Linked DNA regions of Homo sapiens: region 2 is linked to region 1. Evidence: chromatin loops called from intact Hi-C (ENCODE). Cell type or tissue: endothelial cell of umbilical vein. All regions are shown on one strand. Links, peaks and the distances in the headings refer to the core of each region. The heading gives the core; the rest is flanking DNA. Region 1 holds the start of LINC03136 (long intergenic non-protein coding RNA 3136). Region 2 overlaps SLC37A2 (solute carrier family 37 member 2).

Region 1 (15,803 bases), core at 3,450-11,449:
TAAATAAAATAATAAATAAAAAATTTAAAAAAGTATTTGATAATCAATTCTGCAAATATTTAATGAACACCTGTTGTAAGTGCTGTGCTATGTCTTCGTGATTTGATAGTGAATAAAAAGACACAATTTCTGCCCTTATGGAGCTTTTGGTCTGATAGGAGAAATTGACATTGATGAAACAATCACAAATTACAGTTGTCCCTCAGTATAATCTGGGTATTGGTTTCAGGGCCCCTGCATATACCAAAAATCCATGCATACTTAAGTCCTAAAGTTAGACCTACAGAACCCACTTATATGAAAAGGTTGGCCCTCTGTATACCCAGGTTTCATATCTCTCAAATACTGCATTTTCCATTGCCTTTTGTTGAAAAAAATTCACGTATAAGTGAACCTGTGAAGTTCAAACTTGTGTTGTTCAAGAGGCAACTGTATTATAAAATTACAGTTGTGTTCAATGCTAAGGAAAGGCAAATGGTTCAATGAGAACATTTAATAATAGGGAGATTTGGCATAGTGTCACTGAACCAAGAATTGAAGGATAAGTAGGTGAAAGGACGTGGAGGGAAGTGAAGAGGGTGAAAGGAGTTTGCTAGGTAGTGGGAAAAGCATACTCAAAGGTCTATAAGAATGGAAGAGTCAAGAAACAGAAAGACCAGCAAAGAAAATAATGGTAGAGATGAGACTGAGAGATAGGCAGGGGTCAAATCATGCAGGTCCTGTAGGCCAAGGCAAGAGATTTGATAAGAGCTATAGAAACTGAAGTGTTTTAAGCAGGGTTGGGGCATGGCTAATTAGTCAGATAAGGGCTACATATTCAGTTTTGCATTTGAAATTATCTGTTGGCAGCACTGAGGAGAATGGATTTGAAGAGGAGAAGATTGTATGTGAAGTCCAAGTGGGAGATAGTTGGATTATTCCAGGTGGAAGACTGTGGTGGTTTAGGCTAGGAGGATAATAGCCAGAGATTTCAAGAAGGGGATAGAGATAGTTAGTTGCTAGAACTCATGATGACTTGAAATGGATTGACTGGGGTTGGGATGTGAAAGAGAGGCAGGTCATGGATTATTCATAGGATTCCTGTTTGTGCAGCTGGATTCTGTTTTCTGAGATAGGGAATACAGGAAGAAAACTGTTTTGAGAGGCAGAGTTAGATTTTGGGCATGTAGAATTTGAGATACCCTGGGGACTTCCAGGTGGAGATAAAAGTAGGTAGAATATAAGCTCATATTATGGTATCATATTATCTAGGCACAAATTCTGCCTCCTCTACTCCCTGGTTTGTGATAAGGACAAGTTACTTAGCCTACTTTTAAGAAGTAAAAAAGAATGAGGACTGAGCATGGAGCTTAGATGAAACATATGGCCTGGAGATATGGATGTATGACTCATTTGCATATAGGTGGATGTAGTTTAAGTAAAGGGTAAGAATAAAGTCTTCCAGGGAGAAAGTGCAGAATGAAAGAAGGCAGCCTGTGTGATACCAAGTGTGTTCACTGCCTTCTCCTGAAACTCTCATTCGTGGAACTCTGAGAGTACCCTGTCCTGGCTCTCCTCCCACCTCTTTTCTGCCACTCAACTATTGCTGTACCCCAAGTATTGATCCTTTCCGTTTTTTTTTTTTTTTTTAAACCTTGGAGAGCTTAATGGTTTTGTTGCTTCCACTATCCATTTTATGTGGAGTAATTTCAAAATCTGTATTTCCAATCCTTACCTCTTTCCTGAGTTTCTAATATCTACCTTAGCTGTATTCTAGAATTTCTACATAGATGTCTTTTCATCTTCCCAAATGCAACATATCTGAATTTTTTTTTTTTTTTTTTGAGACAGAGTCTTGCTCTGTTGCCCAGGCTGGAGTGTAGTGGCGCAATCTCAGCTCACTGCAAACTCTGCCTCTTGGGTTCATGCCATTCTCCTGCCTCAGCCTCCCAAGTAGCTGGGACTGCAGGTGCCCGCCACCACGCCTGGCTAATTTTTTTGTGTTTTTAGTAGAGACGGGGTTTCACCATGTTATCCAGGATGGTCTCAATCTCCTGACCTCATGATCCGCCCGCCTCGGCCTCCCAAATATCTGAAATTTTTATTACTCATCTTTCCTCTCTGGATTCACCTTGCGATTCCCCTGTTTCTATCTGTGGTATTAATCACTCCCAACACTTAAGCATTTTTTACTCTTTCTCATCCCCATTTTTCTAACAAACATTACATTATTCAGCTTTATTTCTCTCCTTTCCATTTCCTTTTTGCTACTAATTACTAGTTCAGTCCTAATTATTTCATTCTTGGATTCTTTCAGTAACACATTTAATAATATGGGAGGACATGACTATCAAAAGATACGATTACAGCAAATTTAGCTTCAAGTTCAAATTGGCTTTTATTTGTGATTCCAGAATCAACACCTCATTTTATAAAATAGAATGAGTGTTCAGATGAAGTGAGCAGAGGAGTTTGGCTTCATAGGCAGAAAAGGGTAGAAGAAAGCAGAAATGGAACAAAAAGTAGATTGGTCGGTTCAAAATTTCTTTCCTTATAGTGTTAAAACAGGGAACATCCTCATCATGCTAGCTTAGGTAATCCGTACTCCTGATTGGCTGCTATGAATCTTCTGTTTTTGGAAAACTGGCCTGTTTCAGAGGTCAGTTTGATTATGTGGCACCTAATGTGAACGACTTCATTCTGGTTGGTTTGATCTCTTGGAACCTCGTGCAGGAAGCTAGTCCAAACAGTGGCCTCCCATACTTTGTTTACATGGCATAGTTCAGAATATAAGCTCATATTATGGTGTCATATTATCTAGGTACAAATTCTGCCTTCTCTACTCCCTAGTTTGTGATAAGGACAAGTTACTTAGCATCTCTTTGACTCAATTTTCTCACTTATAAAATGGGGATAATACACTTGAGCATGGGAGGTAGAGGCTGTAGTGAGCTATGATCACACCACTGCACTCTAGCCTGGACAACATCTCACCCAGGCTAGAAATCTCACCTTTGAAATCTCTTAAATGATAAGAGTGGCTTTTGAATGCTAGTGAGATGACTGGTTGCAGGATGGGGGCTGGTCACCAGAAAGACCGAGGCATGATGAGTGTTGGGACTTTCAGCCCCATCTCCCAGCCACCAGGGAGGGGAGAGAGGCTGCAGACTGAGTTGATCACCAATGACCAGTGTAATCAATCATGCCTATGTAATAAAGTTTCCATAAAAAGTTAAAAGGATAGCTTGTGGGGAGCTTCTGAATAGCTGAACATATAGAGGTTCCTTGAGGGTGGCATGCTCAGAGAGGGCATGGAAGCTTCATACCCCCCTCACATGCCTTGCCCTATGTACCTCTTCCAGCTGGCTGTTCATCTGTATCCTTTGTAATATCCTCCGTAATTAGTGAGTTGATGTAAGTAAAATGTTTGCCTGAGTTCTGTAAGCTGCTCTAGCAAGTTAACTGAATCTAAGGAGGGGGTTGTAGGGGCTCCCAATTTATTGCTGGTCAGTCAGAAGTATGGGTGACAGTCTACTACTTGTGACTGGCATCTGAAGCGGGGGGAATTCTTGCGGGCCTGAGCCCTCAACCTGTGGGATTTGACCCTATTTCCAAGTATATAGAATCATAATTGAACTAGAAGACACCCAGCTGATGTCCACTGCAGAGCTGATTGCTTGGTGTGTGGGGAAATAACTCCCACACATGTGGTGTGGGAAGTGTTGTGTTGAGTGGTATGTGAGAGTGGAGGGGAAAAAATGTTCACTAATTCAATTTCCTTTGTAGGGTTGTGATGAGAATTAAATTAAAAAGTGCATGTTAGCACAGTGTCTACCAAGTAATAATAACTAAATACATTATAGATATTGTATAGTATTGTTATTCTTTATTCTTACTCTTATTAGATGAATAGCTCCCTGCCTTCCCTTATATCTCTCTTGGCTCAATCCATCCTACGTCATTGCCAGATGAATCTTCCTAAAACTTTAATCAAGTTATTCTGCTTAAGCACTTGCAGTGACTTCTCTTTGCCAGAGTAAATTCAGTTTGCCTGGGTTCCTGCACAATCTGGAGCCATCGTGCCTTTTCAGTCTTATTTCCCCTCTACTCAAGTCCTCTACTCTAGCTAGTTTTGTTTCTTCGCTGTCCTGAAAGCCACTTGGTTTATTTAACTCTGTGCCCTATACTGCCTTCTTTATCTAGATTGACCTCTCCTCTCTTTCCAAATCCTGTGGAGCTCTTGAATTCTCAGCTCCAACTCACCTCTTCTACCAAGCCCTGCCTAACTACCCTTAAGCCATCGGAATCTGACCATCTTTGAAATTTTTGTAGCACTTGCTTTTATTTGTCATTTAACATCTACAACATTTAGATCGAGACTGTTACTATTCTGTTTAGTCTTATCTTTTCTTCTTGAGATGCTCATTCCTTTCCAATCTTACTTTCTGATATTTCATAATGTGAACCCTTCACCAGTATGTTTACTAAACACTCAAATGTCAGCTCTGATGATGATGGACAATCAAAAATGTCCCCAGACATCACCAAATGTCCACCGTGAGGTCAACATATCCAGGATTGAGAATCAGCATCTAGTATTCACAACATCTAGCATTGCTACATGATGATGATGATGATGAAGAGATGATGTACATTTCCACTGATAGTCATACACGGCCTTCTCTGTTTATGTCTTTCCAGCAATCACAAAGGCAGTGTGTTATACAGGAAACAGCAACAAAGGATCAGGAATCAGGAGACTAAAGTTCTGGTCTCAGTAATTTGCTCTCATAATTTGGATAAGTTAGTCAGTCTGTGTTTCAGCTACTTCACCTACAAAATCAATAGTTAAATGAGATATTGTTAATTGCTTCCATTCTAAAATTCTTTTCTTCTTAAATCTATTTTTTAAAGGCCAACTCATTTTTCTCAATTATTCTTACTTACATATTAAGCATTTTTACTCACAATTTGCCTTACTGTTATTACTTTTCCAAGTATATGTGTCTTATTCTCTCAAGAATATTAAGCTTTTTGGGGCACCATATGTCTTACATTTGTTGTTATTCATAACATCTAGTATTGCCACATGTACAATGAAAATCAAGTTTGGTTGAATTAATTTTGCTTTATTTTCATTTTTGGTAATTTTAGCCTTGGGATCCCTCAGAAGAAGAACATTTAGTTACTACCTTTCACTTAGTAATTTATTTCACTTAGTTCCTGTCCTGAAATTACTAATAATAAATGAGATTCCTCATTTGGGAGGGACAGATGTTGTAAATGTTGATGCAGAGTGAAAGATATTAATGTTGTAAATCAGGGTTTCTCAACCTCAGCACTATTGACGTTTTTGTCTTGATACTTCTTTTTTTATTTTTAATTTAATTTAATTTAATTTATTTTATTTTATTTTTGAGATGGAGTCTCACTCTGTCGCCCAGGCTGGAGTGCAGTGGTGCAATCTTGGCTCACTGAAAGCTCCGCCTCCCGGGTTCACGCCATTCTCCTGCCTCAGCCTCCCGAGTAGCTGGGACTACAGGCACCCGCCACCACGCCCGGCTAATTTTTTGTATTTCTAGTAGAGACGGGGTTTCACTGTGTTAGCCAGGATGGTCTTGATCTCCTGACCTCATGATCCACTTGCCTCGGCCTCCCAAAGTGCTGGGATTACAGGCGTGAGCCACCCGCCCAGCCTTGTCTTGATACTTCTTTGTTATGGGGGCTGTTCTGTGCATTTTAGGATGTTTGGCAGCATTCCTGGCCTCTACCCACTAGATGCAGCAGCACTCTTTCGATTGTGACCATCAAAAATGTCTCTAGACATCACCAAAAGTCTACTGTGGGAGTTACAACATCCAGGATTGAGAATCAACTATTTTAAATAAAAGGAAGACTAGACATGCCAGATTGTGAGTGAGGTTTTCTTGTATTTCTTTTCTTTTCTTTTTTTTTGAATTTTACTTTAAGCTCTGGGATACATATGCAGAATGTGCAGGTTTGTTACATAGGTATTCGTGTGCCATGGTGGTTTGCTGCACCTATCAACCCGTCATCTAGGTTTTAAGCCCCTCATGCATTAGGTATTTGTCCTAATGTTCTCCCTCCCCTTGCCCCCCACCCCCTGACAGGCCCCCATGTGTGATGTTCCCCTTCCTGTGTCCATGTGTTCTCACTGTTCAACTCTCACTTATGAGTGAGAACATGCAGCGTTTGGTTTTCTGTTCTTGGGTTAGTTTGCTGAGGCTGATGGTTTCCAGCTTCATCCATGTCCCTGCAAAGGACATGAACTCGTGAATGAGGTTTTCTTTACATCATATTTCTTTGTATCTGATTTACTTCTTAAATTTTTAGAAATAAGAGATCCTCTGTCACTTTATCCAATTACCTCCACTGGTAACATCTTGCAAAACTACAGTGCAATATCACACAAGGATATTAACACTGATAAGGTCAAGATAAAGAACAAAGTTCCCTCATGTTGCCATTTTATATCCACACCCAATGTCTTTCCACCCTAACTTCCTATTTAAATGGAATCATACAGTATAGAACTTTTTGGGATTTTTTTTTTTTCACTCAAAAAATTATCTGGAGATTCATCCAGGTTGTTGTTCTTTTCCATTGTTGAGCAGTATTCCATGGCTTGGATGTATCACAGTTTGTTTAAACATTTACCCGCTGGGGGACATCTGGATTATTTCCATTTTTTTTTTTTTTTTGCAATTTTGAACAGTGTTACTATAAACATTCACATACAGATTTTTGTGTGAGTATGTTTTCATTTCTCTGGGATAAATGCTCAAGAGTACAGTTGCCTGGCTACATGGTAGTTGCATGTTTAGTTTTAAAAGAAACTGCCAAACTAATTTATTTTCATGTACATTTTACATTCCCATCAGTGGTGTATGAATGATGCAGTTTTTGTGCATCCTCACCAGCATTTGGTGTTGTCAGTTTTTAATTTCAGCCACCCTCTAGGTATGTAGTAACATTCCATTGTGGTTTTAATCTACATTAAATTCAATGTAGCTAATAATGTTGAAAATCTTTTCATGCATTTTTTATTTGAATATTCTCTTTAGTGAACTGTTTTCATGTCTTTTGCTAATTTTCCAGTTGTATTATTTATTTTTTTAATGTTGAATTTTCAGAGTTCTTTATATATTCTAGATACTAGTCTTTTGCCAAATAGGTGGTATGAAAATATGTTCTCCTGGTCTATAGGTTGTATTTTTATGCCCTTAATAGAGCCTTTCACCAAGCAAAGCTTTTAAAATTTATTAAGTCCAATTAATTAATTTTTCCTTTTATGGATCATACATTTAGTGGCAAGTCTAAGAACTCTTTACTTAGTTCCAAATCCCCCAAATTTTCTCCTTTTTTTCTAAAAGTTTTATATAGTTTTACATTTTGTATATTTAAGTCTGTGATCCATCCTGAGTTAATTTTTGTATAAGGTGGATATGGTTTGGATATGGTTTGTTTGTCTCCACCAAAACTCATGTTGAAATTTGATCCCCTATGTGGTGATGTTGGGCTGTGGGACCTAGTGGGAAGTGTTTGGGTTTTGGGGGTGGATCCCTCATGAAATGGCTTTGCATTCTCACTCTGGCAACACAGGAATGGATTAGTTCCCATAAGAGTGGGTTGTTATAAAGCCCAGATGCTCTTCAGGTTTTCTCTCTTTGTACCTGTTCTCTTCTCTTTTGACCTTGTCTGCCATGTTATGACACCCTCACCAGAAGCCAGGGTGGCCATGTCCTTGAACTTCCAAGCCTGCAGAACCATGAGCTAAATAAACCTCTTTTCTTTCTAAATTACCCAATCTCAGGTGTTTAGAGAATGGTTTACCCTTAGAGAATGGTTCTGGTGAACTTCTGGATTTAAAATCTCCTTACTAATTAAGTACTGTTTTAACTGGGGGCAGAATGTGTGCCTTAAAAGAACGTAGGGACCTAATGGCTGTTTTCCTGCTGATGGGACAGTATCAGAACTAAAATTTGGCTTTGGAGGACATTTTACTCCTAATTGTTGAAGGCAGTGTTTTCGCATTCACAGAAGGGGCATAAAGCCTGGTCTCTAGTATAGGGGTGCAAAAAGGGAGGAGAATTGGGAGGCTAGAGTGTTACAGCAATGGACCAACGCTGTGCCTCATGGAGAGGATTCCTATTCCACTAGGTGGCGACGTTGACCTAGAAATACCGTGCGCTTCCCAGAGGAAGGGTAGAGGGAGAAATGCTTATTGAGAAGGGCTCTTTGCTCCTAGAAAATGACAGAAAACAGCATTCCCTTGTGCTATATTCTCAGTTACTATGGCATTCGCTAATCTTTCCTAACAGGACTATTTTCCTGAACTGTAAAAATTCTCAAACACTGCATACACAGAGAGGATAGGAGACATGGCCTTTGCGGATAGGAAATGAGGAAATTTTGCGATAGGACAGCTGTAGATCCTGTTGCGGACACCCAGCCGGGCAGTTGGAGGTGGGGTCAGTCCAGAAGCCTTCAGATAACACCAGGGTGTAGTCCTGGCGAGAAATCTTCAGTTGCTTCAGGACCTTTTCTAGCCCCACGCGACGGCTAGGTCCTCCGTGAGAGAAAACTGGTTCGAGAAGCATGGCCAACATTCCCAATGATCCGTGAGTATTGAGAAGTTCTCCATGTTCTCCCAAGCAAGCCTAACATCTGAGACTTCCCGCATGGCGGCCGCCCTATTAGCATTTAGGTGGCTATAGGATGCCCATTGTTTGAACTTAAGATGGAGGCCGAGAGCCTCCAAATGAAAGGACAGAGTTGAAAGTTAAGTTCTGCGCCTGTACTCACCCCTCTGATGAATATACCTTCTGTTCTGATTCTGATCCTGGGCGAGTCCCCACAATGAAGTGGTGTTGTCTGTCTGGGGAAATAACTGAGGTTCGTTGTCTCGCGCTAAGGAGAACAAAGATGTGGGCACACAGGGAATGGGTTTAAGAGCAGAAAGTTTAATAGGTGAAAGAAACAAGAGGAAAGCTCCCCTGTGCAGAGGGAGGGGGTTCCGAAGGGATCTCCCGGGTTGCGGTGGGAAGCGGCTGGTTTTATAGAGGGCTTGAGGAGGCAGTATCTGATTTACATAGGGCCTAGGGATTTAGTTGGACCAAGTGTGCCATTTACATAGTCCACAAAGAGGCTGGCCATCCCACCCTAATCTTTCTTTTATTAGGCAGATGTGGTTTCCACCTGGCCGGTGCCATGACACCCACACACATGGCGACAAGGAGAAGGGAGAAGAAAACCTATTTGTTGTATATACCTGGCTTTTGGCACAGCTGCCGGGATTCACCTGTGCAAGTTTCCAGCTTGCTTATCTATGCTTGCAGCTTGATTTTTCAGGCTACTTTCTGTTAGAAAAGAAATGATTTGGGGGCTGCTTTCTATTAAAAGAAAAACCTTACCAAGGACTCCTGTACCCTCACTATCTGCCTAAATAATTTCTTAACGCCTATATTATTCCCTTTAAATAAATTTTTTTGTGGTGTTTGTCTTATTGTTATTAGGTTATGAGAATTCATTATACATTCAAGAAATATATAATTCATTATATAAAAATAGTTTTATAAATTAAATATAAATATATAAATATATAATTTATTACATAGTCAGGAAATATATTCAGTCCTTTTTGGGAAATATTTTCTCTCAGTCTATAGTTTGTCCTTTCTTATACTTAACAGTATGTTTTTTAGAGCAGAAGGTTTTACTTTAAAAAATTATTAATATTATTTTGACTGATATCTTTGACTAGAACATTACTGGTGTATAGAAATGGCACTGATATCTGTACATTAATTTTGTATCTTTAAACTTTAACTGAATTCATTTATCAAATCTAAGCGATTTTTGGTGGAGTCTTTAGGGTTTTCCAAATATAAGATTATATCGTCAGTGAACAGGGATAATTTGACTTCCTCTTTTTTAATTTGGATGTCTTTTATATTTTTCTCTTGTCTGATTGCTTTGGTGAGGACTTCCAGTACCATGTTGAATAAGAGTGGTGAAAGTAGGCAACTTTGTCTTGTTCCAGTTCTTGGAGGGAATGCTTTCAACTTTTTCCCATTTGGTATGATGTTGGCTATGAGTTTATTATATGTGACTCTTATTATTTTGATTTATGTTCCTTTGATGCCTAGTTTGGTGAGGGTTTTTATGATAAAGGGATGCTTAATTTTATCAAATGCTTTTTTAGCATCTATTAGATGATCATATGATTTTTGTTCTTAATTCTGTTTATGTGATGTATCTTATTTGTTGATTTGCAAATGTTGAAGCATTCATGCATTTCTGGTATAAAAGTCACTTGATTGTGGTGTATTATCTTTTCAATGTGTTGTTGAATTTGGTTTGCTGATGTTAAATACAGTGAATTCTAAATTTCTCTTCAAAGGATCAGTATGTCAGTATGTTCAGTTCTTTGTTCTCCATTTTAAAGTTTAACTTCCTCATTCTCCTCATCTCCTTGCCTCTAGTTTCAGTAAACAACCTTTTACACCAGTTCTAATCAGTAGTTCACATCTGTTCCCCTGCTCACCTGCTCTGCCCTGAGTCACTCCTGGTCACCTGCTCTGTCCTGAGTCACCTCTGGTCACCTGCTTTGACCTGAGTCACCTTTAGTCACCTGTTCTGTAACCATCCTTCCCACCAAAACTGCTCACCCCACCACTCTGGTTCATAACCCTGCTCTCTTTAAAATAGCCAGGCAGAATTAGCTTAGACTGTGTGGTTCAACCCTTGCCAACAGGGGAATGACACAGCAGTAGGGGCTACCTGCATCAGGGATAAGACCCCCTTCTCCTTCTTTGTTCAGGTGTGCTCTTGCCATTGCTCCATCTGTGAGATGCACCCTTCTACAGAAGTAAATTGCCTTGCTGAGAAAATTTATGCTCGAGTGCTGTTTCTTTTGCAGCACTGAAATACAAATACAAATTTGAGGGCTCATCCAGGATTCCCATTCTCTTCTGGGGAGGGTCTAGATCTCTCCCGTGAGGAGGCATGCCCGCTGCCTTGTTACAGTGGCCTCAGGGGTAAGGAATCAAGACCCACCTAGTGTGATGAATAAACCCAGACTCTCAGCAATGCAGAAAGAAACCAGCTGGCGACTTGGGGGAAAGGATCCTCAGATACAACTGCGACCAGGTAACTCTGTGCACAGACCAAGGTAAGAAATGTCGCAGGGACAACAAAATACTTCCTTGGTGGTGGGGATATTCTGGGGGTTGAAAGTGTGCGTGAATGCAAGGAGCCTCCAGCAGGTGGGGCTAAAGGAAAGGCGAGACATCTCTAATATGAGCGATTGAGTCTAATAGCCCCAGCAAGCCTCCAGAGAAGGCTAGGTGAGACATCTCTAATACGAGAGATTGAGCCTAACCAGGACCCAATGTGGGAAATACCCCAAGCAAGACAAGGAGCAAGAAGGATAAAGATGGTAATAAGGATATTCCCCTTGATAGCCCCCTAGATCTCATGTTAAAATACTGGAAGGATAATGAAGGGACTAAACACAAGAAGAAACAACAAATGATAAAATATTATTATTATTATTATTTTTTTTTTTTTTTTTTGAGACGGAGTCTCGCTCTGTCGCCCAGGCTGGAGTGCAGTGGCGGGATCTCGGCTCACTGCAAGCTCCGCCTCCCGGGTTCACGCCATTCTCCTGCCTCAGCCTCCCAAGTAGCTGGGACTACAGGCGCCCGCCACTACGCCCGGCTAATTTTTTTGTATTTTTAGTAGAGACGGGGTTTCACCGTTTTAGCCGGGATGGTCTCGATCTCCTGACCTCGTGATCCGCCCGCCTCGGCCTCCCAAAGTGCTGGGATTACAGGCGTGAGCCACCGTGCCCGGCCATAAAATATTATTGTTTTATTTGGACTCAGGGCCCTATCCTCAAACCCTCAATCTTCTGGCCAAAGTTTGGGTGGAATGAGAATGTAATGTGCTAGCTTCTAATTCAATATGTTAATGATAAAAGTCCAGTTTCTCAAGAAGAACAGGTCTTTGTTGGAGGCAGGGACCTGTCCTTTTTTCCTTAAAAACAACTAGGGAAGAGCCCAATCTTGCACCTCAAAATGAAAAGTCAGAGGAGCCAGTTCCCATGCCTAAAGACTCCAGCTCATGGGACCCCCTAGACCATCTATGCCTGCTCAGTGTCCCCAATCTTTCCCCTCAGACAGCTGCTGCCGCCTCAGATTCCATTCCAAATCCTTCTTCTGTTCACGTTATCCCTCCTTCTTATAACCCTGACTCTTGGGAATTACCGTCCCAAGAGCCTATTCTCTCCCAACCTAAATACCCCTCTCTAAAAGGACTCCAGTGTGAAGTAGAACATTGTAAAAAAGATAATCAGAATTTCCCATTTCCCTCCACACCTAAGGAGTCAGCCTTGACTCTCTTTCCCTTAAAAGAGGTACCAAAAGGAGGGGGAGCCATTGGCTTTATAAATGCTCCCTTAACCAGTTCAGAAGTCCAGAATTTAAAAAAGGAGCTTAAGCCACCATTAGATGACCCTTATGGAGTGTCAGATCAAATTGATCAATTCTTAAGACCTCAGTTATATACTTGGGTCAAGTTAATGTCCATCTTGGGCATCCTCTTTTCAGGGGAAGAAAGGAGTAGGATTCATAGGGCTGCTATGGTAGTTTGGGAACATGAGCATCCTCCTGGTCAAAACGTTCCTACCGTGGAACAGAAATTCCCTGCCCGAGACACCTGGTGGGACAATAACAATGCAGATCACCGGGAAAACACGCAGGACCTAACAGAGATGATAATAAAAGGAATTCGGGAATCAGTACCCTGAACCCAAAATCTTTCTAAAGCATTTGATATACAATAGGAAAAGGATAAAGGGCCTATGAGATTCCTAGACAGACTGAAGGAGCAAATGAGACAATATGCAGGCTTCAATTTGAATGATCCCCTTGGGCAAGGAATGTTAAAACTCCAATTTGTCATTAAAAGTTGGTCAGACATTTCAAAAAAATTACAAAAGATAGAAAATTGGGTAGACCGGCCCCTAAGGGAACTTCTCAGGGAAGTTCAAAAGATATATGTGAGGAGAGACGAAGAAAAGCAGAAACAAAAGACAAAACTTATGTTATCCACCTTCCAACAGATGGCTCCAAACCCATGTACTTTTAAACAGAACTTCCAGGGAGCCAGAAACTATAAAAGGTCCAAACCCTCCTTTAAAGGACCCAGCCTCCATCTGGAGGACTAAGACCAAGGGGTTTATCAGGCCCCCTAAAGGGTGTGGGGGAGCAAGGTCAAAGAATCCCAGAACTGAGAGGGAGGAAGTGTAAGATAGGTGCTACCAATGCAGAAGAACAGGTCACTTCAAGAGAGAATGTCCCGAACTAAGAAAGGAGAAAGAAGCCCTTCCACTCGTGACTTTTGAGGAAGAATAGGGGAGTCAGGGGCTCTGTCTCTTTTATCTTGAGTCCCACCAGGAGCCCTTGATAAATTTGGAGGTGGGACCTAAACATGAGCTTGTCACCTTTTTAGTTGATTCAGGGGCTGCTCACTCCTCTGTTTGTCCATCTCCTCGATGGACAGTCTTGCCCCAAGACAGACTCCCCTAATCTTTTTGGCCAAATTTTAGAACAAGTGTTAGAAAAAGTGGTCATCCCAAAGCAAATATGCTTGCTCTAGTACATGGATGATATTCTTATATCTGGCGAAGATCTAAAGAAGGTAACTGACTTCTCTACACATATTCTTAACCATCTGCAGTTCAAGGGGCTATGAGTCTCAAAAGGAAAGCTTCAGTATGTAGAGCCTGACGTTAAATATTTAGGCCACTTAATAAGTGCAAGCAAGTGAAGAATAGGGCCTGAATGAATTGAGTGAATCGTGCCCCTACCCTTGCCTCAAACTAAACAAAAACACAGGAAATTTTTAGGGTTAATTGGATACTGCTGCTTACGCATTGACACATATGCACTATACAGTAAACTGTTATATCAAAAACTTGCCCAGGAGAAGCCTGACCATCTCCTGTGGACTCCTGAGGAAGTTGATCAGGTCGAAGAGCTGAAAAAAGACTCATAACCACCCCTGTTTTAGCCTTACCTTCCCTAGAGAAGCCATTCCACCTTTTGTCAATGTGAACAATGGAGTAGCATTAGGAGTGATTACTCGAGAACACAGAGGCTGTCGGCAGCCCATGGCCTTTCTGCCAAAAGTCTTAGATCTGGTTACTTGTGGATGGCCTCAATGCATCCAGTCCATTGCTGCTACAGCAGTATTAGTTGAAGAAAGTAGAAAGTTAACCTTTGGAGGAAAATTGACAGTACGCCTCACCAAGTTAGAACTGCTTTAAACCAGAAGGCAGGGAGATGGCTTACTGACTCAAGAATCTTAATGTATAAGGCCATTCTGTTAGAAAAAGATGATTTAACATTAACCACTGATAATTCACTTAACCTAGCAGGTTTCCTAACAGGGGATCCAAATCTAAAGAGTTTAGATTTAATTGATTACCATACAAAAGTCTGACCAGACCTAGGAGAAACTCCCTTCAGGACAGGATGACACTTGTTTATAGATGGTTCCTCCTGGGTGATTGAGGGAAAAAGACACAGTGGGCATTCAGTAATTGATGGAGAAATTCTTGTAGAAATAGAGTCAGGAAAATTGCCTAATAAGTGGTCTGCTCAAACATATGAGCTGTTTGCACTCAGCCAAGCCTTAAAGTACTTACAGAACCAGGAATGAACCATCTATACCGATTCTAAGTATGCCTTTGGAGTGGCTCATACATTTGGAAAAATTTGGACTGAATGAGGTCTCATTAATAGTGAAGGTCAAGACCTTGTTCACAAGGAGCTAATCACCCAAGTATTGAATAACTTTCAGTTGCTGGAAGACATAGCTATTGTCCATGTTCCCGGACACCAGAAAGGCCTTTCGTTTGAAAGTCAAAGAAATAACCTAGCAGATCACATGCCAAACAGGCTGCTGTCTCCTCTAAAGCGCCTATTTTCCACTTAACTCCCTACCTTCCTCCTCCTACCGTAATCCCCATTTTCTCTTCCACTGAAAAATAAAAACTAATAAATAGGCACTAAAGAGAATTCAGACACAAAATGGATATTGCCAGACCAGAGAGAAATGATGAAGGAAATCTTATCCCAACTACATCAAGGGACCCACTGGGGACCCCAGGCCTTGTGTGATGCAGTTCTCAGAGGTTATGGGTGTATAGGAATTTGTACCCTGGCCAAACAAGTTACAGATAGTTGCTTGGTATGTAAGAAAACTAATAAACGAACTTTGGCAATTGAGACAGGATATAAAGATGCTAATGCCTGGTTAGAATGGATCAAGCATTCTGTCCACACTTTAAACAGAAGGAATTGTTATGCTTGTGCCCACGGCAGGCCAGAGGCCCAGATTGTCCCATTTCCACTAGGATGGTCCTCCAGTCGACCAGACATGGGCTGTATGGTAGCTCTTTTCCAGGATTCCACAGCCTGGGATAACAAGCCATGTCAAGCTCTCTCTCTGCTATATCCTAAAGTTCGACACCCTATGGGTCAGCCCCTGAGGGCCATCCAGCCTCCATCTCCCGAAACTAAGTTCACTTCATGTCTGTCACGACAAGGAGGAAACTTAGCGTTCCTTGGAGACTTCAGCCTCCCAAGTAGCTGGGATTACAGGCACCTGCCACCACGCCTGGCTAATTTTTGTATTTTTAGTAGAGATGGGGTTTCACCTATTGGCCAGGCTGTTCTCGAACTCCTGACCTTCTGATCTGCCCGCCTTGGCCTCCCAAAGTGCTGGGATTACAG
Region 2 (13,472 bases), core at 1,359-9,358, 780 kb after region 1:
GTTTGGAAAAACTTTGCAGATAAGGCTTTGTACAGAAAACTTCAAAGGAAATAGTTTCCTAATCTGGCCTAGGGCACACAGGTAAGAAAAGAAGAAACATCCTCTAAGCAGATTGAGGGAGAGAAAAAAGAATGCATAAGTCTTGAGGGAATTGAGACAAGCTGGGGGCCTCATGCTATTGTGAGTCTCCCTGCAGCCCAAGTGGAAGCTTGGCTCCTAACAAGCACAAGCTGCCAATTGTTACCTTCTTCTGAGAGCCTTGCTAAAAAAGTAACTCTGGGAAAACTCTTATAGGTTCCTGACCATGAATCCATCTTTTTTATTCCCCCCAAAAGTTATTCAACTATTAGATCAATGGATAATAACTATGAGGTTTTGGGTGACTATTTAGATGGAGGAAAGTGTATTAAGGTTGGAAACTAAATTCTATCCTTAATACTACTGTTTTCTAATTTTTGTTTTTTTGCCTGATGTAAATGAAAGGCATATATGTTAAAGATTGGCTTTAGGAAAAAAAAAAAAATACCCTGTGCAAAGTTTATTTCAGCTTGACTTGACCTACAGTCTACAGACCTGGAGTCTATAATTACCAGCTGTGGTGAAATGAATGATAGATTTCTTTCTACCTGCATACTCAATGCAGTTATGCAAAAAAAGCCCCGCAGGGTTGGGATAAGACGTAGAAGGCTGAGAGGGCTCAAAATGGATTTCACTGAGAGTTTGGCATGGGATAACCCTATAGTCAATGTCTGTTATGGTACCCTGTATGCTCATGGCCTTCTTGGAGACAGGGCTCAGAGGTCATTCCTTAAATACAGACAGAAGTCATCTTAGTGTTCAGAACCATTCTGTGATCAGTGGCCTTAGAACATGTTCCCTCTACTGTTCCCTACCCAGAGGGGATCCTGTGGCAGACTGGTGATCCCCACTGTTTAGAAGGTGGAGAGGGAGAGTAAATCTGGGTTTCTATATAAGAAAATAGGTTATTTCGTGGCGTCTTAAAATTGTATCCTGACAAAAGCTGAATTAGGAGGATACCACCCTATCCCCACAATGGAGATCACAATGGGTAATTTGTTAAGTTCCTTAAATTTTTCACTGATAAAAATGGAAGTAAAGCTACCATTCTTTGTGTACAATGTAAATTTAATGTAAAACTGCATCAGAATTACCATACCAATGTCCAGGGACTAGGGAGTACATAGCCATTCATTCTCGAATCCTGCCATTCATTCAGCATATATTGTGTGCCCGTAGGGTGTAAAGCACTAGTCCTGGTGGAGTAAGCCCATGGAAGAACTAGGCTGTAAGGTGTCTAGACTGTCTTCCTCACTGCTTCCTGGAAGGAGGGCATCCAATTTATTTTTAAATGTTTTTATTCTAACATAAAGCAATCCATTTTTTGTTCTGTTATTTAACAGAAACTTTAGTATCAACTCTATTTCATGGTTGTTGCAGTTGAAGTGTTTCTGGTTTATTTTTTGCTCAATGTGTAAAGAAACCTGCTGTGATTATTTTACAGATGAGAAACAGGCAGAGAGGACAAGGGATTTAAAAAGTTTCACAGTTAATTAGAAGTGGGGCTCCAACTTGACATCAGGATTCCTGACATCTCATTTCTCAAATAGTTGAAAGATCACTTTTGACTTTCAAGTAACTCCTTATTTTTACATTGGTTAATACTGTTTCTTAGCTGTTTGTACCTGACATTTTCTTAACACATATCCAAAAAGGTAAAAGTTTCATTAAAGGATTCTAATGATCATTTTAGTATGAATAACAAACATTCAATCATAATTCCTTTGCTTAAACCTTTAAGTATCTGGCTGTTACATAGAAATGAATTTCCAGATGTGAGAATCAGAACTGTATGGAAACGAATCTAGAAAAGTGTTGATTATCCTCATAGAAGCATAAGAACTCAGGATTGGAAGAGATTTTATAGTTCATAAAGTTCAACCTTTAATCTCTAGTTCCATCCCAATACTTGGAAATAAGTCTAGGGTTCCACATGTCAAAATAACAATTTTTGTTACATTTAGCAAACATGTGCTAGGCATTTTTCTAAGTGTGTTGTAAGTATTATGTCTTCTTCATATCGGCCCTATGAAGTAGGTACTCTTAATATCCCCACTTCACAGATGGGGAACAGGCACGGGCTGGTAGGCGTAAACAGGAGTCAGGATCCAAAGTCAGGCAGTTTGGCTCTAGAGTCTAAGAGCCTGACTACTGTCTGTTATAGAGCGTTGCTCCATAGGATAAACTCGAAGGAAAAGGAGGGACAAGGGCAGGCAATGCAAATCCACTTGACAGAAATACCAAGGAAAAGTAGCTGAGTCTGGTGGAAAAACCAGAATCTTAGGAATTGAGCAGGAGTCTGGGGAAAAGCGTGAACAGGCACGCAGGCCTCAGAGATAGCTTCACCCATTAGCCCAGGGTTTCTGGCAGGTCTCTGCTGTTAGACTTTGGTTGTCCCCTTGCTCAGAGATACTAAACAGCTGAGCTGCTAGTAGACTATATTTTCAAGTTTTGAGAACACTGCCGCCTCTCTTGTAAGCACCATCCAGCTGGAATGTTGAGACTTGGGCCAGTTTTCAGAGGTGCCAATGGCAGAATCAAAGCCACACACCAGGAATTTTTGTTTTGTTTTCTACTTGATCTCTGTCCCTAGCAGATTATTGGTGGTGACTGTTTATGCAAAAAAAAAAAAAAAAAAAAAAAAAATTCTGAGTCCCTACCCCCCCCACCCTCTTTTCTCAGTTTCCTGCCACCAAAGAAATGAGAGCTGGGATCGAAATCAGGCTCAGTGCCACAGACAGAATGAGAAAGTGTGTTTTTAATGGTTTACATCACATCATGCCAGAGATGATATAGTCTGTGCATTTGGTCCAAGTCCTGCCCTTGGAGAACTCTTGGGTGAGGTGGTCACACAGTAGCCCTTATGCTGTGCCTAAATGCTATGAGGCCAGCCCCTTCACTTGTTTTAAGCTTTGGAGATTTCTTTTGTTTGCCTGTGGTTATTTTCCTGCCGTTAAATTGGTCATACCCCAGTTTTACACTGGGAATATTATCAATTTCCTATTACTGTTGTAACAGATTGCCATAGACTTACTGGTTTTGATCAATTCACATTTATCGCTCCGGAGGTCAGAAACCAGAAATGGGTTTCAGGGGGTAAAGGAAAGGCTTTGGAGCCTCGAGAGAACCCATTTCCTTGCCTTTTCTACCTTCTAGAGGCCGCCCCCGTCCCCCTGGCTGGTGGACCCTTCCTCAGTCTTCAAGGTCAGCAGAGCAGCATCTGCCAATCCCCAACACTCCTGCCTCCCTCTGTGATTCATCCGGAGCCCTTTGATTCCACTGGGTCCACCCCATCAGTCCTTCCATCTCAAGATCCTTAATCACATATACAAAATCTCATTTGCCATGTAAGGTAACACTCACTGGTTCTGAAAATTAGGATGTGGACATCTTATGGGGGCACATTGTACCTATCACAGAATATAGGGCCCCTTCTCCCCTAAGCATTGCCTCCTTCCACCCCCATCTGCCATCCTCCCTACCCCCACACCTTTCAGTAGGAGGTCTGCTCCTTTGTCACTTCTCAGGATTCCCAACAGCAACTCTCCCACCCCCACTCAGACACCCAGGATGTGTTGAGTTCCTCCTGCCAGCCTCAGTCTTAGTGGTGGCCTCATGGTGCTAGGACCGACCAAGAGCTTCTTTCCCTTTCTTTTCTTTGCCTCTTGCCTCCTCCTCCTCCTCCCCCAGCCACCCCACACACACTCGCCCAGCCTCCCAGTGGATTTCTAAGGGAGAAACACAAAGAGTTACTGCTTTTTAATTACAAGTGCTATTGTAGCATCTATAAGGAAGAACATTTTAAGCTTAATTGAGACCAAATGTGAAGTTAAATTAAATGAATAACTAATTAACGTAATGCTCCTACATTAGCCCCGTGTGAGTGAGTGCTGAGGCCCAGGGAGAAGGCAGGTACCAGGCCTGTGGTGAACAGGCTGCGCCCAGAGCTGCCCAAACAGGGCCAGTAACCTGGGACCTGGGAGATGGGTGCAGACAGGCAGATCTCAGTGCTGGGGTTCCCCCAACCTTCAGTATTTTTTCCAACTCCCTACCCACAGCCTAAGTCCTCATTTCTGAGGCCAGACCCTGAGCTCGCACAATGCCTTTTGCATGTGTCTAGTGCCACACTTACCTGCTGGTAGGAGCCAATGCCATTTGTTCAGTTTCAGTCTCTAAGGCCTAACATCCTAGGAGTTGGATAAGTATTCATGTTAACTTCCTCCCTCTTCCATTACCCCTCACTACCTTATCAAATGAGTCATCCAAGTCCTCAGAATTCTGCCTTCATAAGGAAGAAGGACTCTTCCCGTTGCCCCCGGAATTGCCCTTCTGCCAGCCGTGTTCCTGCATGGCTGGACTAATGAACAGCATAGCTCTCACCTGGAGTCACTGTCTCCGTGTGTTTTCCTATTTATCCCCTAACTAGACAAGTTCTTCAAGGGCAGGAGTGTGTTGAGTATGTGTCTCCCTTCATACCAATCCTATGAGGTAGATAATGTCACCATTTTCCTGATGATGAAACAGGCTTAAAGTTAGTAAGCAGTGCAGTTGGGGAAGAGAAGACCTTGAGAGAACCATTCCTCTTCCCCTGCCCTCTGAAGCAGAAAGCAAGCTGAAAGTCTGAAAAGTCAAGAGGCCTCGGCTCCTGTCTCTCTTCCAGGAAGCAGGATGGAACCACAGCCCACCCTGGGCTGTATGATGGGATTGGGTCACCATCTAGTGGCTCATATAAGCAACACAGCTTCTCCTTAAACTCCTTAATTACAAGTGCTATTGGAGCATCTCTAAGGAAGAACATTTTGAGCTTAATTGAGACCAAATGTGAAGTTAAATGAATAACTAATTTCATTTCATTCTCAATGTCAAAGAGCAGCAGAGAGCAGCTTTCCTGAATGCTGAACATAAGGCCAGAGTATAGCTCTTGCCCCTGTGGGCTGAGGACTTGGAGGTCCCTGGCTGACTCCTGCGCTCAGAGCTGAAGTGACTGCAGGCAGGAGGAGCCTTCCTTGTTTGTTGCCATTGGCGCTGTGCAGCCTGCTTCAGTGTGGAAGGGTGTGTATCTGGCTAATGCACCAGCCCACAACGTCCCAGGAAATGCAAGGCTTTTATCTTGCGTGGCGCTCTAAGCTCCCCATTTGCCCACACATCATCAATATCATGAGCATCCCCTTCAGGAGTGCCCACTGTCATGAGCTTTAACCTACCCACTTGGTGGTCCTGGTGTGTCCGGAATTGGTGGGTTCTTGGTCTCACTGACTTCAAGAATGAGGCCGCGGACCCTCGCAGTGAGTGTTACAGCTCTTAAGGTGGCACGTCTGGAGTTTGTTCCTTCTGATGTTCAGATGTGTTCGGAGTTTCTTCCTTCTAGTGGGTTCGTGGTCTCGCTGGCTCAAGAGTGAAGCTGCAGACCTTCACAGTGAGTGTTACGGCTCTTAAGGCAGCGCGTCTGGAGTTGTTCGTTCTTCCCGGTGGGCTCGTGGTCTCGCTGGGCTCAGGAGTGAAGCTGCAGATCTTCGCGGTGAGTGTTACAGCTCATAAAAGCAGCGTGGACTCAAAGAGTGAGCAGTAGCAAGATTTATTGCAAAGAACAAAGCTCCCACAGCGTGGAAGGGGACCCGAGCGAGTTGCCAATGCTGGCTCGGGCAGCCTGCTTTTATTCTCTTATCTGGCCCCACCCACATCCTGCTTATTGGTAGAGCCGAGTGGCCTGTTTTGACAGGTCGTTGATTGGTGCGTTTACAATCCCTGAGCTAGATACAAAGGTTCTCCACGTCCCCATCAGATTAGTTAGATACAGAGTTTCGACACACAGGTTCTCCAAGGCCCCACCAGAGCAGCTAGATACAGAGTGTTGATTGGTGCACTCACAAACCCTGAGCTAGACACAGGGTGTTGATTGGTGTGTTTATAAACCTTGAGCTAGATACACAGTGCCGATGGGTGTATTTACAATCCCTGAGCTAGATATAAAGGTTCTCCGAGGCCCCACCAGAGCAGCTAGATACAGAGTGTCGACTGGTGCACTCACAAACCTTGAGCTAAACACAGGGTGCTGATTGGTGTGTTTACAATCCCTGAGCAGGACATAAGGACTCTCCACGTCCCCATCAGACTCAGGAGCCCAGCTGGCTTCACCTAGTGGATCCCGCACCGGGGCTGCAGGTGGAGCTGCCTGCCAGTCCCGCGCCGTGCGCTCGCACTCCTCAGCCCTTGGGTGGTCGATGGGACTGGGCGCCCTGGAGCAGGGGGTGGTACTCGTCGGGGAGGCTCGGGCCCCACAGGAGCCCATGGAGCGGGTGGGAGGCTCAGGCACCGCGGGCTGCAGGTCCCGAGCCCTGCCCCGCGGGAAGGCAGCTAAGGCCCAGCGAGAAATCAAGCACAGCGCAGGTGGGCCGGCACTGCTGGGGGACCCAGTACACCCTCTGCAGCCGCTGGCCCGGGTGCCAAGTCCCTCACTGCCCGGGGCCGGAAGGGCCGGCCGGCTGCTCCGAGTGCAGGCCCGCCAAGCCCATGCCCACCCGGAACTCCAGCTGGCCCGCAAGCGCTGCATGCAGCCCCGGTTCCCGCTCGCGCCTCTCGCTCCACACCTCCCTGCAAGCTGAGGGAGCCTGCTCTGGCCTTGGCCAGCCCAGAAAGGGGCTCCCCACAGTGCAGCGGTGGGCTGAAGGGCTCCTCAAGTGCCGCCAAAGTGGGAGCCCAGGCAGAGGAGGCGCCGAGAGCGAGCGAGGGCTGTGAGGACTGCCAGCACGCTGTCACCCCTCACTGAGACCCCACTTCAGCACCCCATGCCAGCCTCGCTCGCTGCCAAGCCAAGCCCCGACAAAGATGAGCATGGGCACAGCAGGTCAAACAGAATCTATTGGTGCCAGTGGGCAACTTTAGGCTCAGATGGAGATGCCAAGAGCTAGCCAGAAAACAGCGAGTGATCCGGGACTTGGGGTGGAAGGAGGACATAGAAAAGTGGAAAAGGGAGCAGCAGATGGCACCAGGTGACCACATCTGCAGCAGCTGCCTGAATGAACCATTCATGCCCTCACGTCTTGCCAGTCTTGTCACCATTGGCACCTGTGCTCAGGGCGTAAGTCCTTCTTGTGTCCACTGTCTACTCCATTCCTAGAGCTGGCATATAGTAGGCACTCCTTGGCATTTCATTCTCAAAATACTTAATACACATACTGGTATTTTTAGTCATGCCAACCCCTCTTTCTACTCTCCCCACAGCACCGGCCCCCATCACCTTCCACTGAGGACATTATGGGGCCAGGATCAGAGTGAGGCAAGGGAGGCACTCAGGGCCGGCATGTGCCCAAGAGGGAGTGCCCCTTCAAATTATGTACCGAAGGCAGCTCCCCTGCCTCGCCCGAGTGCTGGCCCTGGAGGAACAGCAGTGATGGGCGGGTAATGGAGTTATCAACAGGCCTAAATGGAGAGTAGAAGAGGGCCCAGCTTGGGGAAATGCACAGAGAAGACTGTTGCATGGATAGAGGGACAAAGAGAGGCTGGGCTCCTTTGGTGGAGTGAGATGCCCACCTATAGATACAGGCAGATTACAGAGGTTAAAGCTTAACATGGGAAGGAGAGATGCCCATTTTCCAGGCGTTGGCCTTGTGAAGCCTTCTGTCTTGGAATCTGAACAAGCAAGAGTCTGAGCATATCCTTTCCTTATCAAAATGGAGACACAACTCAGCCCTAGTCCCATCCCTTTTGCTTGCAGCTTCCAGAGCTCAGGCCCCTGAATCTTCTATTTCCTCATGCTTGGCAGTCCCCTTCCCATGGAGAATCTCTGTGTCCTTAGGCAGCCCTGGGGTCTGGGCTGGGCTGGCTAATGTTCAATAAAGAGGGTTTGCCTTCCCTGCTTGTGGAAGTTTCCATTGTCTTGCCCATGGGGAGCACGTTGGGGACCCAACTGGGACCCTCCATGCTGCTGTTCCAATTGGGGCCTCATATTTCTTTATACCTGCATGAAGAGGAGAGGGGGGACAGAAGAGAAAGTGAGATGACTTCATAAGCTCCTGCTGAGTAGGGAGAGGAAAGGCAGGGTCCCAGGGTCCCTTCATCATTGCTTTCATCTCAGTTCTCTGTAATGAGGCCTCCCTTTCACCTCTCAGGCAGGAAATAGCAAGCTAGATTAATATTTAAAACCTGGCCGGGCGCGGTGGCTCACACCTGTAATCCCAGCACTTTGGGAGGCCGAGGCGGGTGAGTCACCTGAGGTTGGGAGTTCAAGACCAGCCTGACCAACATGGAGAAACCCTGTCTCTACTAAAAATACAAAATTAGCCGGGCGTGGTGGCGCATGCCTGTGGTCCCAGCTACTCGGGAGGCTGAGGCAGGAGAATCACTTGAACCTGGGAGGCGGAGATTGCAGTGAGCTGAGATCACACCACTGCACTCCAGCCTGGGCAATAAGAGCAAAACTCCGCCTCAAAAAAAAAAAAAAAAGAAATTAAATAAAACCTTACAATGTTCATGCCACATTTGACAGCTTTACAAAGCAATATCACATATCCCATTTATCTCAGCCTTGGGTCAATTCTGCCAGGTATTCAGGGATAAGCATCCCCATTCATACATAAAGATGTGGTGGTTCAGAGAATCTGGGTCTGATGGAGTGCTATGCCCAAGGTCTCATGGAGTGAGTGGAGAAAGCAGGACTGTCCAGGGGTTTTTGGATTCCAAGCACAGTGCTCTGTCTGCTCTGATAAATCACTGCACACCTCACACACAGGCCTCCCATGGAGCAGGACCAGCCTGGGACAGCGGTGGCAGTCCAGAGAAAAGCAAACAAACCCCAGGCCCAGTTTCAGTGTTAGGCTGTGCCCGAGCTCTGAGCCTCTGTCTCTCACCTTCAATGAGAGGCTGCTGCGAGGCAAGCTCACACGTCTAAAGCCAGACACAATTCCAGGACAGAGCAGTTGCTCACTAAATCCTCCTCGCTTTCTGCTGCTCTTCTTCCCTTCCCACCCTCAGGCCTGGCTCCAAGGAGCACAGGCACAGGAACTTTGGGTCATGCAGTCCAGCCCCCTGCTCCCCTCTTCCAGGGCAGGGCAGGGCAGGGCAGGACAGGTGCTCTGCGTGCTTCCTGTGTTGTGTGTCTTCCTGCTCTCACTTTCTCTCCCCTGGGTGGTGTCTTCCTTAAGTGGAAGTGTGTCCCCAGATGCGTGCTGGTTACCATGTCCCGGGGGTTCCTCCTCACATTTGCCATCCAGCCCAGGTCCACAGCTCCGGCCAGCTCATTAGCGGCCTCCTTGTTAGCACGAGGCTCCTGCTCAGGACGGCCAGCGGGAGAGGGTCGCCCGACCATCAGACCACCAGCACTGTGTAGCCTCAGCCACTGACCTGCTGATGCCACCACCACATCCACCACCACCAGACAGTAGGCAGAGAGCACACCAGGCCAGCCACCCATGCTTGATTCACATTTGTTTCAGAGACTTTGATTGGTAGTTGCTTTTGTTCTGCATACCCCAGGCAGAGGGGCCAGATGACCTTGGTTTCTGAACTTCAGGAGGCACTTGCAGCTCAGTCGCAGCTCAGAGGGAAACTGGTTTCCCTATTTCTGCCTCCTCTGTCCCCGAGGGCATGTCCAAAGTTCTCACACTGTCCCTCAGGGAAGAGGCCACCAACCTCTGTGGCATCTCAGACCCCTTGGAAAACACTTCCCAAGCACCATGCTCTGCTGAGGTTGAAAGTCTTTACAACTGGCCCACAAGAAGAAAGAGAAAGTTGGAAAAAGTCATACTGCAGGACAGAGGATTTGCATGCAGCCCCCACTCAAATGGCACTCGAGTCACAGACTCGAAGTAAATACTCACAAAAGTCATGGGACTTGAGGAAAATACTATCACTGGTGGGTTAGGACCATACTAGAGCTATAGAGATACACGGGGACAACAGAGGACAGGTTAGCAGGGTGAGGGCCACCCAGGGACTGGCTCAGTGCTCCTCAGGTCTGGGCTGGTCGAGCCTCAGCCTGCGTTTGGAGAAACTGAGCGCTGGGCTGATTCCCACGAGAAATGAGGTTGGTAGAGGGGCAGCTTCAGCTCCCCGGACTCACCCGCTGCCTCTGCTCAGGGACACCTTCCAGGCCAAGATCTCTTTGTATACTAACCGGCAAAGGAGCTGTGGAGCACAAGGCACAGAGGGAAGGGAGGGCACTGTTAGCACTGAGCACTGAGTGCCCAGCACCAGGGTGACCCGTGGACTGGCAGTGGAGAAGGGGGAGAGACACGCTGCCACTTGGCAAGGGGTCACTCGGGGGAGGGAGAGTGCTTCTGAGCAAAGGGCAGCTGCTCTCATTGCCCCAGAACCCCAAATGGCCAACGCTTTGGACCTCCAGGGTTCCAGTCTGGCAGGACAGAGCATCCCTCAATACCTATCTGTGTACCCCAAGACTCTTACCAAGCAGGCTAGGACGTCGGCAGAGATGAGCATGTAGAAGACATTGTTCCAGCCCGTGGGGGAGATGAGCCCAGCCAGCAGAGGCCCCAGAGCCGCACCTGAATGGAGCACAGCCTCGTGAGCAGGGGTCCTGCACCTCCCCTGCCCACCGGAGGGCACTATGCCTAGGGGCCGGCCCACAACAGAGCTAGAGTCACAGACCTATGGAGCCGGTGCCGTCAATGATGGCCGTGACCGTGGACAGGGCTTTGGCGTTGCCCTTCAGGCTCTTGTGAGTCCCCTGGAGAGAGACAGTGGAGTGGGGAAGCCCAGCTGAGCAGCAGCATGAGCAGAACCAGGACAGGAGAGGGGCTGACTCAGGGAAGGTGGTAACTGGGGTTTGGGCTTGAGAGGAGAGGGGCCCATGGTGCGTTCTGAAGGACTTTGACGGTTTCTCCTCTGCGGGATGGGAGACAGGGAGAAATGGACCTGGAGATGGTGGCCCTGACCAAGCCCCCAGAACGGTCCCTGGCCCTCGGGAGGTGGCCCCACTCACCAGATCAGCAGAGACAGCAGTGGTGATGAGCGCGTATGGGCCATTGACCAGGCCCCCACAGATGATCAGCATCACTGGGACAGCATAGAGACAGCCAGTCAGAGAAGCAGCACCACCCGCAGCCCCAACCCCAAGGCAGGAGCACTCTCCAGCCTTCAGCCCTCCCAGCCCCTCCACCTGTCAGTGCCCCCCGTGGGCCAGCCTCATGGGGCCCCCAAGGCAGTGCCTTTCCCCTGGCCTGGCAGGACTTGCAACCTCCTCCTCACCTATGGAGCTGGCAATCCCGTCCTGGCCAATGTAGTTGTACAGGAACATCTGAGAGAGGAGAGGGGAGAGGCAGAGTCACCCGGAATCCCTTTGCTGGCCTGGAGCCCTGAGGTCTGCAACAACCATCTCCTGCCCTGAAACCCCAGAGGGCATCCTATTCCTTTTCCCCTGCCTATGCAGATTTCTCTGGTCTTTAAATGTCCCAGGGATGGACGGTCTAAAACGTGGTACTCTATCATCTCCCTTTCTCCAAACAGTCTTCTCTCAGATTCAACCTCAATCTCTTCTTTCCTTGATCAAGAAGTTTAGGAGGCGGTCTCCTCTACCAAGGCCAAAGAGTCATGAATCCCCCTCTAAAGTCTGCAGTCTGGCTCTTTTTCCAAGGTGCCTCTGCTGACCCTCGCTTCTCCTCCCCCGTGTGTGCACAATGATGCATGTGCACGCGTACACAGCGACATCAATGTGTGTAACGCGTGGACGTGCACATAGGCCAGAGGCCCACACAGGCTCCTGCTCACATGCATTCGCACTTCACCCTCGGGGTTATACGCACCATGGGGGCAGCCAAGATGAGCATGACACAGCAAGTGGTGGCCCTGCCATTGGTGTAGTCAGAGACGAGCCCTGCCACGATGCCGCCTGGAACACACAGCCACTCACGCACTGACTCCCAGACAGGACCCTGCCATCCCCTCGCCTGGCACCCCAGCTGTGCCCCAGTGCTGGCCTGGGCCTGTCAGCAAGAACCAGCAGAGCTGCTTTTTCCACAGCCCTCCCCTTCCTGTAGTGCCCATCACTACTGGAGACCAAACAAAAGGGCATCTTTCTTAGGCCCACCCAGCCAGGCAGGATCAGAGCTGAGAATAAACCCAGGAGCCATTTTTCCTCTGGTGCCACCTACCCAGGTCATAGCCCATCGGACCTGTCCCTTCTTCCTGCACCCCACAAGAAAAGAGGGGAAGGGAGCCTGCTGGCAGAGCAGGGCAAGGCCTCACCTATGATGCCACCAACATCGAAGAGTGTAGACAGGTCCCCAGCCTCCTTGGCACTAAAGTGAGCTGTGGAAAATACAGGTATGTGGTCAGACCTGGGGTTTGGGGCAAACATCCTGGAGTGTCACAGCTAGAAGCCCTGCAGAGCGTGATCCAGACCACTGCCCCCTTTTCCGAGGAAGAGCTGGGGACCTGTGGAGCAGGCTGGCCAGGGCCACAGGGTGAGAATGCAGCAGTTTGGATAGACGCCCTCTTGGTCCCGTCCTGTGTTGCCCTCTTCCCCTGCAGGATGACCTTCACCTCTCAGAACAAGCCCTCCCTGGCAAGCTCTGGGATCTGGCCCCCGAGCCTGCTGTCCCGTGGCCACCTTTCCCCTGGAGCGCAACCTGAAGCTCAGCCCAGCCCTTTCTCTGCTTCACTCCGGCCCTAGCAGCACTAGGAACTCTTCCCGTTTACCTTAGGCTGTGCTCATACACAGAGCCAGGAAGGAGACTTGCAGGGACACAGGGGCCTCAGGTCACAGGCCTTGGCTCCATGTTTTAAAAAAGGAATGTCCAGAAGCTGAGATTGTAGCCCCACCCTCGAGGGTGCCTCATACTCTGAAGTCAGCACCAAGGCCACAAAACAAAGAGTCACGGTGTCCACAAAGCTGCCCTAGTGCTCCACACTGTCACGAGAGAGGCCCCGACAGAGCTGCGGGGCAAGCTATGGCTTGAACTTGGCCATGACTAATTCCTACAGTATCCTGTTCAGAGCGAGCACAATGTGTGGCAAGGCACTGTTGTTCCTCCCCAGGGCTGGGAGGGAGGGCAGCAGTACTGGGTGACAGGCCCTCAGCCCTGGTGGAGCTTGGAGGCTCCTGGGGGCTGGGCAGGGCGGGGTGGGCTGCTGTTTGGTAGAGCAGCCTGACCTATGGAAAAGCAGAGACCCAGGCCAGGTGGACATGAAACATCCTTTTTCAAATGAGCTCTTCTCATCTATACATCCCTGGGCAGGAGCAGACGGGAGTAGGTCCATGAGACAGGACAGAACACCAGTGCAGCCCAGCAGATCCAGGCACAGGGGCATCGATCACATTAGGTCCCACGGGGAGAAGACCACCAGGGTCACCACCAGGCTACAAGGAGTGGGGTCACTCACCAGGCCCTCTTCCTTGGGCTGGGGGAGAGATCTAGCAGGCAGGCCTTCCCTAGCACCTC

The links. Peaks named below come from ENCODE experiments on the same cell type or tissue, not always from the same donor. Only the 100,000 strongest peaks of a DNase experiment are listed, where the experiment ranks them.
Region 2: it touches region 1 in a loop (4-fold over the local background); 11 of 110 quality-filtered maps call a loop at or near these places.

Annotation. Positions count from the first base shown.
Region 1 is chr11:125,867,064-125,882,866 of GRCh38, reverse strand. It overlaps LINC03136 (long intergenic non-protein coding RNA 3136), which reads left to right and starts at 12. Exons shown (of 2, transcript XR_007062935.1): 1 at 12-8,621; 2 at 9,182-9,511. In endothelial cell of umbilical vein, for the core only: CTCF peaks have their summits at 8,151 (motif pointing right) and 11,266 (motif pointing right); DNase peaks (open chromatin) are centred at 8,176 and 11,276.
Region 2 is chr11:125,082,682-125,096,153 of GRCh38, reverse strand. It overlaps SLC37A2 (solute carrier family 37 member 2), which reads right to left. Exons shown (of 18, transcript NM_001145290.2): 11 at 12,277-12,339; 12 at 11,835-11,920; 13 at 11,281-11,329; 14 at 11,015-11,088; 15 at 10,681-10,759; 16 at 10,480-10,577; 17 at 10,136-10,200; 18 at 5,638-8,035. The coding sequence ends at 8,020. TMEM218 (transmembrane protein 218) reads left to right here. Exons shown (of 5, transcript NM_001258244.2): 5 at 1-1,765. Among named protein-coding and RNA genes, the nearest start is that of TMEM218, 22 kb to the left of the region's middle. RefSeq lists an enhancer at 12,428-13,472. In endothelial cell of umbilical vein, for the core only: a CTCF peak has its summit at 4,798 (motif pointing left); a DNase peak (open chromatin) is centred at 4,763; H3K27ac peaks cover 318 bases.